Regions from separate parts of the Homo sapiens genome. Here region 1 is linked to region 2. A link is a loop called in an ENCODE intact Hi-C map of the cell type or tissue named here. Cell type or tissue: chondrocyte. All regions are shown on one strand.

Evidence for each region. Hi-C counts contacts between places; a loop is a spot of excess contacts. Peaks named below come from ENCODE experiments on the same cell type or tissue, not always from the same donor. Only the 100,000 strongest peaks of a DNase experiment are listed, where the experiment ranks them.
Region 1: it touches region 2 in a loop (3-fold over the local background); 8 of 110 quality-filtered maps call a loop at or near these places.

What each region holds. Positions count from the first base shown.
Region 1 is chr11:36,264,122-36,269,121 of GRCh38, forward strand. No RefSeq gene overlaps it. Among named protein-coding and RNA genes, the nearest start is that of COMMD9, 23 kb to the right of the region's middle. In chondrocyte, CTCF peaks have their summits at 2,097 (motif pointing left) and 2,329; no DNase peak of the experiment used is centred here.
Region 2 is chr11:34,923,541-34,928,540 of GRCh38, forward strand. The region is part of intron 1 of PDHX (pyruvate dehydrogenase complex component X); the gene reads left to right. Among named protein-coding and RNA genes, the nearest start is that of PDHX, 9.4 kb to the left of the region's middle. In chondrocyte, a CTCF peak has its summit at 2,738 (motif pointing right); no DNase peak of the experiment used is centred here.

The DNA.
Region 1 (5,000 bases), 1.3 Mb after region 2:
TGATGTTTCCCACGTCTCTGGTTGGAGCTGTTGTTTACTAAGATGGAGAAGCCCGGGAAGGTGGGACCAGGTTTAGCGAGTAAAACCAGATCAAGTTTACTTTCTGGAAAGCACTGGGAAGGCTGGACTTGGGGAGGACAAGGCCAGTGCAGGGTGCCCTTTGGAGGCTAATCCAGTATTCCAGGTGAGAGATCATGATGAGGATGGGCTAAGGTTGTGAAGGGGGATGAAGGGATACCCATGTCTCTGCTAAACAAGCAAAGAGAAGAGTTTCCCACTGCTTCAGACGCTATGAATTTCATTTTGTGAGATGGCTCAACAGACCAACCAGAGGGAGGAGTTCTTTTTGGGTAAGGTTGAAATGAAACCAACATGTGGAGAGGAGTGGAGGCGAATGATGTGGAAAATGGGGTCACGAGAGAGACCAGGCAGAGACTGCAGCAATGCAGTGTCTTCCACAGCTGGCTGTTTGACATGGGAGAGAGGAGTCTGGATTCACCATCTGTGCCAGGGAGAAATCCATCCTGGGAAACAGATGGTCAGCAGTCATGCCCATGCACCCTGGATGACCACGGGGGTTCCCTGGGGCTCTGCAGCCCGGGTGATTTTCTTGGGAGGTTTGGGACAAGCATTCAGAGGCTGTGGGCATAGCAGGCTCTAGGATTTCTGCTCTTGATGTCACTGTTACCCAGACCCCTAGAGCTGGGTCCCAGATGGTGCAGCTGAGACGAGCTCTCTTCTCCTTAGCCTCACTGTCCTCCAGCAGTGCCCCTTCCAGCCTCTGAGGTTAGCAAAAGGCAGTGGCTGGTGGCACTGACTGAGTGACCACTCAGTCAACCCTAGTCCCAGTCAGGATAGCCATTTTTTTCATTCATTTGTTCATTCATTCCTACATGCATTCAACAAATCCTGACTGAGTATCTGTAACTACAGGCACTGTCCCAGGCCCTGCCCTTGAGAAAACGCAGATCGAGAATTGGACAATGCGGGCTACCAAGCCCTCTCATTCCCTTCTTCCTCATCCTGTCACTGCTTCTGGCCTTGAGGCCCAGAGCTGACCCGAATCATCACCCAGGACCCATTCCAGCCCCTGGCCCTGGCACTGCTGATTCTGATTTAAGTCCATTTCTTAATTTTATTTCATGAGACTAAAATGTCGTCAGAAATCAGGTTGTAAAGGACACTGAATAATATTTTTCTGAGTTTGGGCTTTATTCTGAGTATTTTAGGCAGGAGAGTGACATCAGATTTCCATTTGCAAGACACCTGCAGCAATGAGGAGGAAGGATGGGAGGCGGGGTGAGAGGGATGGCACGATGGGAGGCAGGGAACCAGTTTGGAGGCCTTTGGACTCGTCCAGATGAGAGGTGACAAGGACTCCTTGCCATGTCCCCCCATCCCCAACCCCATCACATCAAACCTACTCTCAGAAAAGAACTGATGAGTCCTCTGATGTGTGGAAGGGCTCACCCCAGTGGAGGCACCTGTGTACATATTTGAAGTTAAACCAACACTGGGCATCTTTTATTTCTCAGACACCTTCATGTACAATGAATCCCCTCCAAGCTGCATTGCCAGGAAAAAGTACTTTCCATCTCTCCCTTTTAGAGATGAGAAACTGAGACTTAGCTCTAAGCAGACCTAAATTTGAATCCTGGCTCCACCACCTGTCCAGGTGTAGAAAGTTCCACTGTGGACTGACTGTGGGACTTGCATGGTTGCCATGAGCAAAACCTGATCTGGAAGAGTTGTATCTAATGGGCCCTAATGGTGGCATTTCAGAAGCACCGAGGAGACCCTGGGGGCTTCTGCAGCTGGGTCTGGGGAGCAGGGTTGAATGGGTGCCCTGGGTGGGCCTGCGCTGCCTGCTCTGTCTTCTGCCTTCTCTGCCTATGTTGCCCAGGGCCTGAGCAGGAGAGTTCTGTTAGGTGAAGGGTCTGGGCCTGAGGTTTTCTTTTGCAGGAAGCGTCTCCCCTTGCGGGGTTCTAGGAGAGGCCTGCCCACTACCCCACCTTCCCTCAGCTTCCCTGGTCTTTGTTCCGATTTTAGGCCAGGGTGGGAAGATAAGGAGGACGACTGCGCCATCTGCTGGGCATCTTGGGCAAGCTCCAGCTGCGCCCAGGTGAGGTTTGGCTTTTGCGCATGAGAACCTTGGGTCACCAAACAGGGTATGGCCCCTTGACCAATAATGTCTTTTATAGAAGTAGCCCCAGGGATACACTTCCAGTTCAGCTGGTGCCAGGAAACTCTCGGTACCCACAGAAGCTGCCCATTATCTGTGCGCTCAGGTGTGGGGAACAGAAAGGTGAACAGTGTGTGGGGGAAGGCACAGACACAGACCATTAAAATGCAGTGTGCTGAGGAATGATGGAGAAAACGCAGGTGGGGAAGACAGGCCAGTTAATTTGACTTCCTGGGCCCCTGTTAGGTGCTGCTCCTGAATCCAGAAGGATGAATAGGAATTAGGCCAGGATTAAGGGAAGGCATTCCAGAGAGAGGGCATGGCGGGGCAAAGCCCTGGTGACCATGCTGCCACCTCTGCTCAGGCCCAGGGCTAGTGCCTCTTTCCTGCCCTCCTCCAGCAGTTGGAGACTTTGCTGACCCCTTGGAAGTGCTGGTCCCTGAACTCTACAGTGGCAGGAGCTCAGAAGATCCACGTCTGCCCCTCCACTTACCACCTCAGCAGCAGCTCCTTCCTACCCTCATCCAGAGTTCCCAATCCCTACCTCTTCCTACCCAAGCCAAATAGTGTGGCTGGGAGACTGCTATGAACAAATCTCCCACGCTCACAGACTCAAAACCAATAAAGGCCAGAAATCAATGCTGGAGAATGAAAGCAAGCTGGAGAATGATGAAATCACCTAGTTGGTGAATTAGGGCCCAGCTGAGGTCGATTTAGGACGAGCAATTCAAGTGAGCGTGAATTCTGTCAGTCTGCCATTCTATTGCATTCAATCTAATTCAGGCATGGTTTACTACACAGGTCAAATCCTGTGAGTTTGTGGAAGAAGTGGGATGCAAAGGGACATTTATGGGGCAATCTACTGTGCGCCAGTCACAGTGGAAGATATCATGGATACCGAGTGAATGAGACATGGTCTCTGTCCTCAAGAAGCACCCACATCACCACCTGCTCCTCCCCACCACTGCATAGTTCCTTTCTGTTCTTTTCTCTTCCTGCAGAAAAGCTGCTTCCAGGAAAGCAACTGATAAATTAAGCCACACTGAGCTGTAGTCAGCTGAGTGGGTGTTTATGACCGTACCTGTGAATTGTCTCTCACTATCTGCTCTATTTCAGTAAAATACAGAAACCCACTAGCTCATTCTCCTGCCCTCCCCCACCCCAATGTGTTAGCTACACACAAGACCACCCAGCAGAGACTGTATTTCCCAACCTATCTTGCAGCTAAGTATAGATCATGTGATTGAGGCCAGTGGGATATGAGTGAAAATAACGTGGCAACTTCTGGGGTATACCCTCCTCCTCCTCATCCTCTTCCCCTTCCCTCTTTCCCATGGCTGGGATATAGACTTGGAGGGTGATGGGGCACAGGCTTTGCTCACAGCAATGAGGGCAATACTTGGTGGCTGGTGAAACAAGATGGAAGGATTCTGAGTCTATAAACCAGAGCAGAACGATCCTACCCACTCAAAGCCCCTACCAGCTCAGACTTTTACATAGAGAGAAACTTCTAAATTCTTTAATCCATGGAAACTGGGTTTTTGTTAAAGCAGCCAAATCAATATCCTAATACAGTGACTCTTGCTCCCTGATGTTTAATAAGCAAATAAGCAAAAATATCTTGAGTAAGAGCTTTATCAGAGTTCCTGAAATTCTAAGCAGAGGCCATCCCCTGAGCTGGGGATCCAGCATGTGTATAACAATGACCCCATGCCCTCTGATATCCCAGAGCATCTCTCAAATCCTTTATCATTCAGTTTGTTGGGACAGTATTGTATTTTACTGTGTGGTATGTGTGTTAGGTCATATGGCTAGTTCAACATTGATAACAATAGCCAAGAAAGTTCCATTCTTCAGCCTGTGGGTCTATGCAGTTTACTGTAAATTTATGAGATGCATTACTTAAGTAGTTATCATCTCTACTTACAGATGAGACCTAAAAGCCCATTAGAGACTTTCCCAAGGACCTGAGGCTAATAGAAACTCAGCCTCTCAGACTAACCTTCAAGAGCTCTTGACACTTCCCCAAATAAAGAACCATTCCCTCTCCTTAGAGTTTAGGGTCCTCTGACACCAACCAGGGAATACTACTAGAAAATCTTTTTTATTTTTTCTTTCTTAAAGTACTTGTAAAAAGGACGATTAAATCACAGAAATGTGAGCACCAAAGAAAGAAGGAAGTTGTGCAAAGGTCAACATTATGCTGGTAAGAGAATGTTTAGGAACGATCAGTATTTGGAAGCCAACAGGCACAGGTTCACAATTGTTCTTGTAAATGTTCAACCACTGGAAAACTTTCAAAATGCCAGGTAGCCAATGGCTTCCAGATTAAAATATTAAAACAAATAATAATTTTTTTAAAAATTGTCACTTCTGATAACATCTCAGCTTACTGAACAAAGTAACGGAGAGCCTCTCGCACCACGCTGGACTCGTTTCCTGGAAATTTGTAAATACCAGACCACAGAGCTTGACTAATGACTATTGGACATGGTGCCCACTGTGTGTGTTCAGAGAATTGGCTTGTGTGGGAAGAACCCAAATGTCTGGTCCTCGTGCCAATTTGTCTTTGGACCTAAAAATCACCAGAAAAGGGAGGCAAAGGAAAATGACCATGATCCAGATGGAGATGGTAAGGCAGGACTGATGACGGAGTGAGCCAAAAGTTGCCAAATTAAGGGGAAATTTAGGCGATCTGCAAAGAATCATGAGTTTTCTCTTCCCCAGATTGAGGCAGGAATGGAGAAAACACTGGCTTTTGAGTTGAAAGCCCCAGACACAAGTTCCAGCTCAGCCCCAGACTACTCTGAGCTGACTT
Region 2 (5,000 bases):
TTTGGTCATTTCCTAGCTTTTTTTTGGATAATAGCCATCCTAATAGATATTAAGTAATACTAGTACAGATTTTTTTGTTGTTGTTTTCCAGTGTTCCATCAGGTAGAATCTCAGCTCTCATAATTCTTTGATGGTCTAATGGCATTTTTATCTACTACTGTCTAGTACTTGTGTATTTATCTTCTCATCTAAATTTTAATCCTTTTGAGGTCGAGAATCTGGTTTGGTCTAGGGCTAGGATAACAAGTGTTCAGTAGGCATTTGTTGAATGCCTGATTTGGCTTTTAGCTTTGGAAGTGAATAGTATGAGCACTGAAGGTAAAACATTTGCCAGTGATTTTAATGAGAGGTTGGTTTTCAAGTATGAAATGTAGTTAGAATAGAGATCAAGAATTAGTGTACTTTAGTCATGAGAACACTGCTGAATAAGGTAAAGGAGAGAGTAAAAAGGGAACCTTCAAGTTTAGGCTGGGAAGGTGAAAGGAACCTGTGAATGCATCTCTCATTACTCCAAGAAGGAACTGTGATATTCTACAATATTGTGACATCTTACAATGTAATAGGATATTGTGATACATCTAGCCAGCTATCTGGATGCCTCCAGAATATACCCTCTTAATTGTTTCTATGCTGCCCATCAAAAATAAATAACTAACATTTTTGAGACTTATTCTTTGCCAAGTCCCATGTGTTACCTTCTTTCTTTCTTTCTATTTTTTTAGATGGAGCCTTACTCTGTCGCCCAGACTGGAGTGCAGTGGGGCGGTCTCGGCTCACTGCAACCTCTGCCTCCCGGTTTCAGGCCTCCCAAGTAGCTGGGACTATAGGCATGTGCCACCAAGCCTAATTTTTGTATTTTTAGTAAAGACGGGCTTTCACCATGTTGTCCAGGCTGGTCTTGAACTTCTGACCTAATGTGATCCACCCGCCTCAGCCTCCCAAAGTGCTGGGATTACAGGCATGAGCCACTGCTCCCGGCCTACCTTATTTCTTTACAAAAATCTATTTATGGCACCATTTTAGAGAAGAGGAAACAGACATAGATAGAATAAATAACTTGTAGGTGGTGGATCTGAAATTAGAGCCTAGGCAGTTTGATTCCAGTACCTATTCTCTAAATCACTGTGGTATTCTGCTTCTCCTTGAGTTTTTTTAAATTAAATATTTAAATAATAAAATATTTCATTTAGCACAATAGTACATGCATATAGTTTAAATAGTACTGAAAGGCTTGTAACAGTACAGTGGATCTCTGCCCCATCTCACCCAACTTTCCCAGTCTTCCTTAGAAGTAACTAGTTTTGTCTCTTAACTTTCTTCTGGCATTTGCCCATCTCTCTGTTTCTATTTTAGCCGTTTTCTGTGGATGACTGCCGGTCAGTGCCGCCCTCTGTTTTCCCTCCCCAGTGAAATTATTTTGTAATTCTTGGTCAAATATTCAGTGTTTACATTAAACAAATATTATGCACAATTGAGGATTGTCCCATATTTTGTTTGTTAGCTTTCTTTTTGCTGCAGTTATTGCTGCCCTTTAAATTTTTAGTTAGTTTTTTCTGTGATAATTTCTAATTTATCTCACGGTATGTAATAGCTTCTCCACACAGTTTTCTGTAATGTCAGCCACATCAGATACTTTCTCACTTAACTTATTTTTGCAGTTTTTATATATCCTCAGCTATGTAGATTGAACTTCAAGCTCTTCTTTTTGCCCTCTGCAGAGAAAACAAGCTTCAGTCTTCTGTTGAATGAGGGTAGGGTTGTTACCTACCACTGGATTAAGAGAGGGGATCCAGGTATCTAGCTACTTTTCAAACAGCAGCCACCCAAATCCTCCCTGGCTTAGGATACAGCTTTCTAGGGTCTCTTTAATTGATTATTACGTATCTATTTACTTTTCTGCTTCCAAAATTGTATGCTGTTATTCCTTTTCTCTGTGTCCTTGTGGGTTTCTGCTTAAAATTAACAAAAGCAAACAGCACATTTTTAAACTTAGTGTTAGTTAAGTTTGAAAGAGGAAGTAAGATTGGATAAATTTATTGTAGACATGTATGAAAATGTAGGTTATCAGAAATAAAAGAAATAAAAAGCCCTTATAGTAATATCACTAGCTAGAATGACTACTATTGTCATTTTGGAGTATTTCATTTCAATCTTTGTATGTGTACAAGCTGGGCAGGTAGTAATTGGATGATGCCATATACAGGTTTGAGCATCTCTAATCTGAAAATCTGACATCCAAAGCTTTTTGAGCACTGACATGATGCTCAGAGGTGATGCTCAAAGGAATGTTCATTGTAGCATTTGGGATTTTGGACTTTGAGATTAGGGATGCTCAACCAGTAAGAATAATGAATGCAAATATTCCAAAATCTGAAAAAATCTGAAATTAAGAACTCTTATAGTCCCAAACATTTCTGATAAGGCATACTCAACCTATATATTGCTTATGGGTTATCTTTTTTATGTTTGTTAGCATGCCAAGACCTGTAAATGCTGTTTTCACACAAACTGTTGTGCATTCATTTTCTGTTGTGGTCCATTGACATTTTCAGTCTATTTTTACTCCAGTACCACACCAAAATAACTATTTGAACAAAGAAGACTTATATGACAAACGATCCTTTAAAACAAAAAATACTATAACTGCCTTTATTCCAAGTGTTAATATTACTCTGTGCCTAGTGCTGATTTTTAAATTACTTTTACTTTATTCTGCCTTATTTCATCCAGCCTGCAGATGGCAGAATTGTTTCATTTGAACAGCAATTTTGAAGGCTCCGTTTTATTTAGTGTGTTCTGACATTGGAATGAGAAGTGATTAAATGAACAGTCTCTCTCCCTATTAGAGAAGAAGCAAATTAATGTTAGAGACAGGGAGCCACACTAAGAAAGTACTGGATAATTTACTTTTTCATTTGGTCTATCTTCATTTCATGATTTTTGCATGCTTGGATTATAAATGAACTAGAGCCTATAAATGAACTAGAGCATGATGTTTAAGCTGTACCATATGTAAACTGCTGAATTCCCTTAATTACTTTAGTCAGAGTAATGGAGCTTAAATCTGCTTCATATTAACCATAAAGCAGTTTGTTCTGCATTTGTATTTTAAGAGTTTGCTTGTATTAAATTTTTTTTTTAATCTAGAGACCTTTTAGCATTCATGAATCAATCATCAATTTAAAGCTTTGATATAATTGAGTTTGCTGAAGTATGAGCATTTTGTTCTTAGGATAAAAGAAATACTTTAGGGAAGAAGAAACTAGAATTAGATTAGTGTACCATATTTGAAATTGAAGTCAGAATTATGCTGTAGAAAAATTGGAAGAGCCCATTTGAGGAAATACAGGAATTGCTTAGAGGGATTACTGTAAAATTCAGTGATTGGTAAATTGCTCATGTAGCAGAAATGGCAGGGAAAACAGCAATAAGCTAAGCAAAAAATTTTAATGTATTGTGTCATTCTGTTGATGTAAAAAAAGAGTAAAATAGTTATGAGTCATGAGACTTTACTTTTAAAATCAGCAAGTTTAAATATAAAGTACTGGACCACATACATTACAATAGTCATTTAAAAATTTTTAAAAATGTTTTGTAACTGCTGTGGAAGGGTAGACTTCACAAGCCAATTAGATATAATTTGCTAGCTTTATAAGAAGGAGCAGAACACTGAAGTGACTACAAAACGTTAAATTTTAACTAAATTTTGAGAACTTTGTGAATACTAATTGAAAAACTTGTGTAATGAGTGCAGCAAACTACTTACCTGTAGTTGTGGGAAACTAATACTAGGAAACGTAATTGGTGCATATCTTAAGGCCTTCTTAATTTGACAAGAGAATGGTAGAATGTACAGCTTACTGGAATAAGGAGGGAGTCTGCATATAAGTTCAAATGCAAATTAATTAATATTAGGTAAAGGATAAAATTCCATTCCAAGGAGTCTAGAAAAGTCTACACTATCTTAGTAGAGTTGACAGCAGCCATAAAGGGCAGATATTAATTATGTGCAGGCCTGTCACTTCAAGTTTATCTTACGATTGTGTAATTACTTTCCCATCAGAAAAATACGTCTGGAAAAGATACCATATAGTGTTCTAATCAAAAGAGGGTATGCTAGAATGAAATATGTACTTTTATTAACACATTAATGCTTATGAAATGATTTTTCTAGCATGAAAGCCTGAGGATAGATTAGTTAGAATAACTACAAAATATATTGCACATTTAACTCTCCGTAATAAGCGAGTGTAATCTATCAAGAGATAGTATTGAATAATGGAGATGTCCAAAATATCTTTCTTTGGTTTTTGTCACCTTCATTTCAGAGTAAAGATAATGATCTACTACAGAATTTTTGTATTATCATAATTCAGATAAGCAATTTCAATTCATTTCATGAAGGGTGACTAAGGAACGATTATGTTCTTTTTATTTTTAAAATATGAAAATTTTTGAGGTTCTTGATGTGGTAACTTGAAAGATAATAATAAATGCAGAGGTTTCATAATATAGTCCTTAATGTCAAGAGTAATGGAAATGTGAAGGTCTCTTAGGTGAGAGATTATAGCAGGAGATAGAATCATAAAATAAATGTGAATTGTGTCGTGACAACTGGAACCAAAGCATACAAATATTGGAGAGAGACTTTAAGAGAATTAAGTTAGTATTTGTCGTAAATTGGAATCTGGCTATAGAAGCATTGAGGTCCATTTAGTTGCTTCTTTGAAATGGAACTCTTTGATATATAAATGTAATATGTATATATTTATGAAATATTCTGTTCATAATGCCTGGCTTGAACTTTTTGATAGAAAGAACACATTGGGACTTTTTTTTTTTTAAGCCTTTGTTTTCGAAAAGAGGCTGGCCTCTTACCGTGGTGCTATTTAAAAGATAAGAGTTTTTTTTTGCCCACCCCCCTCCTTTTTTTTTTTTTTCCCCAGAACAAGTGAGTTTGTTATTCTGAGCTTAACAAAATAAATGCTGAGGCTCAGGCT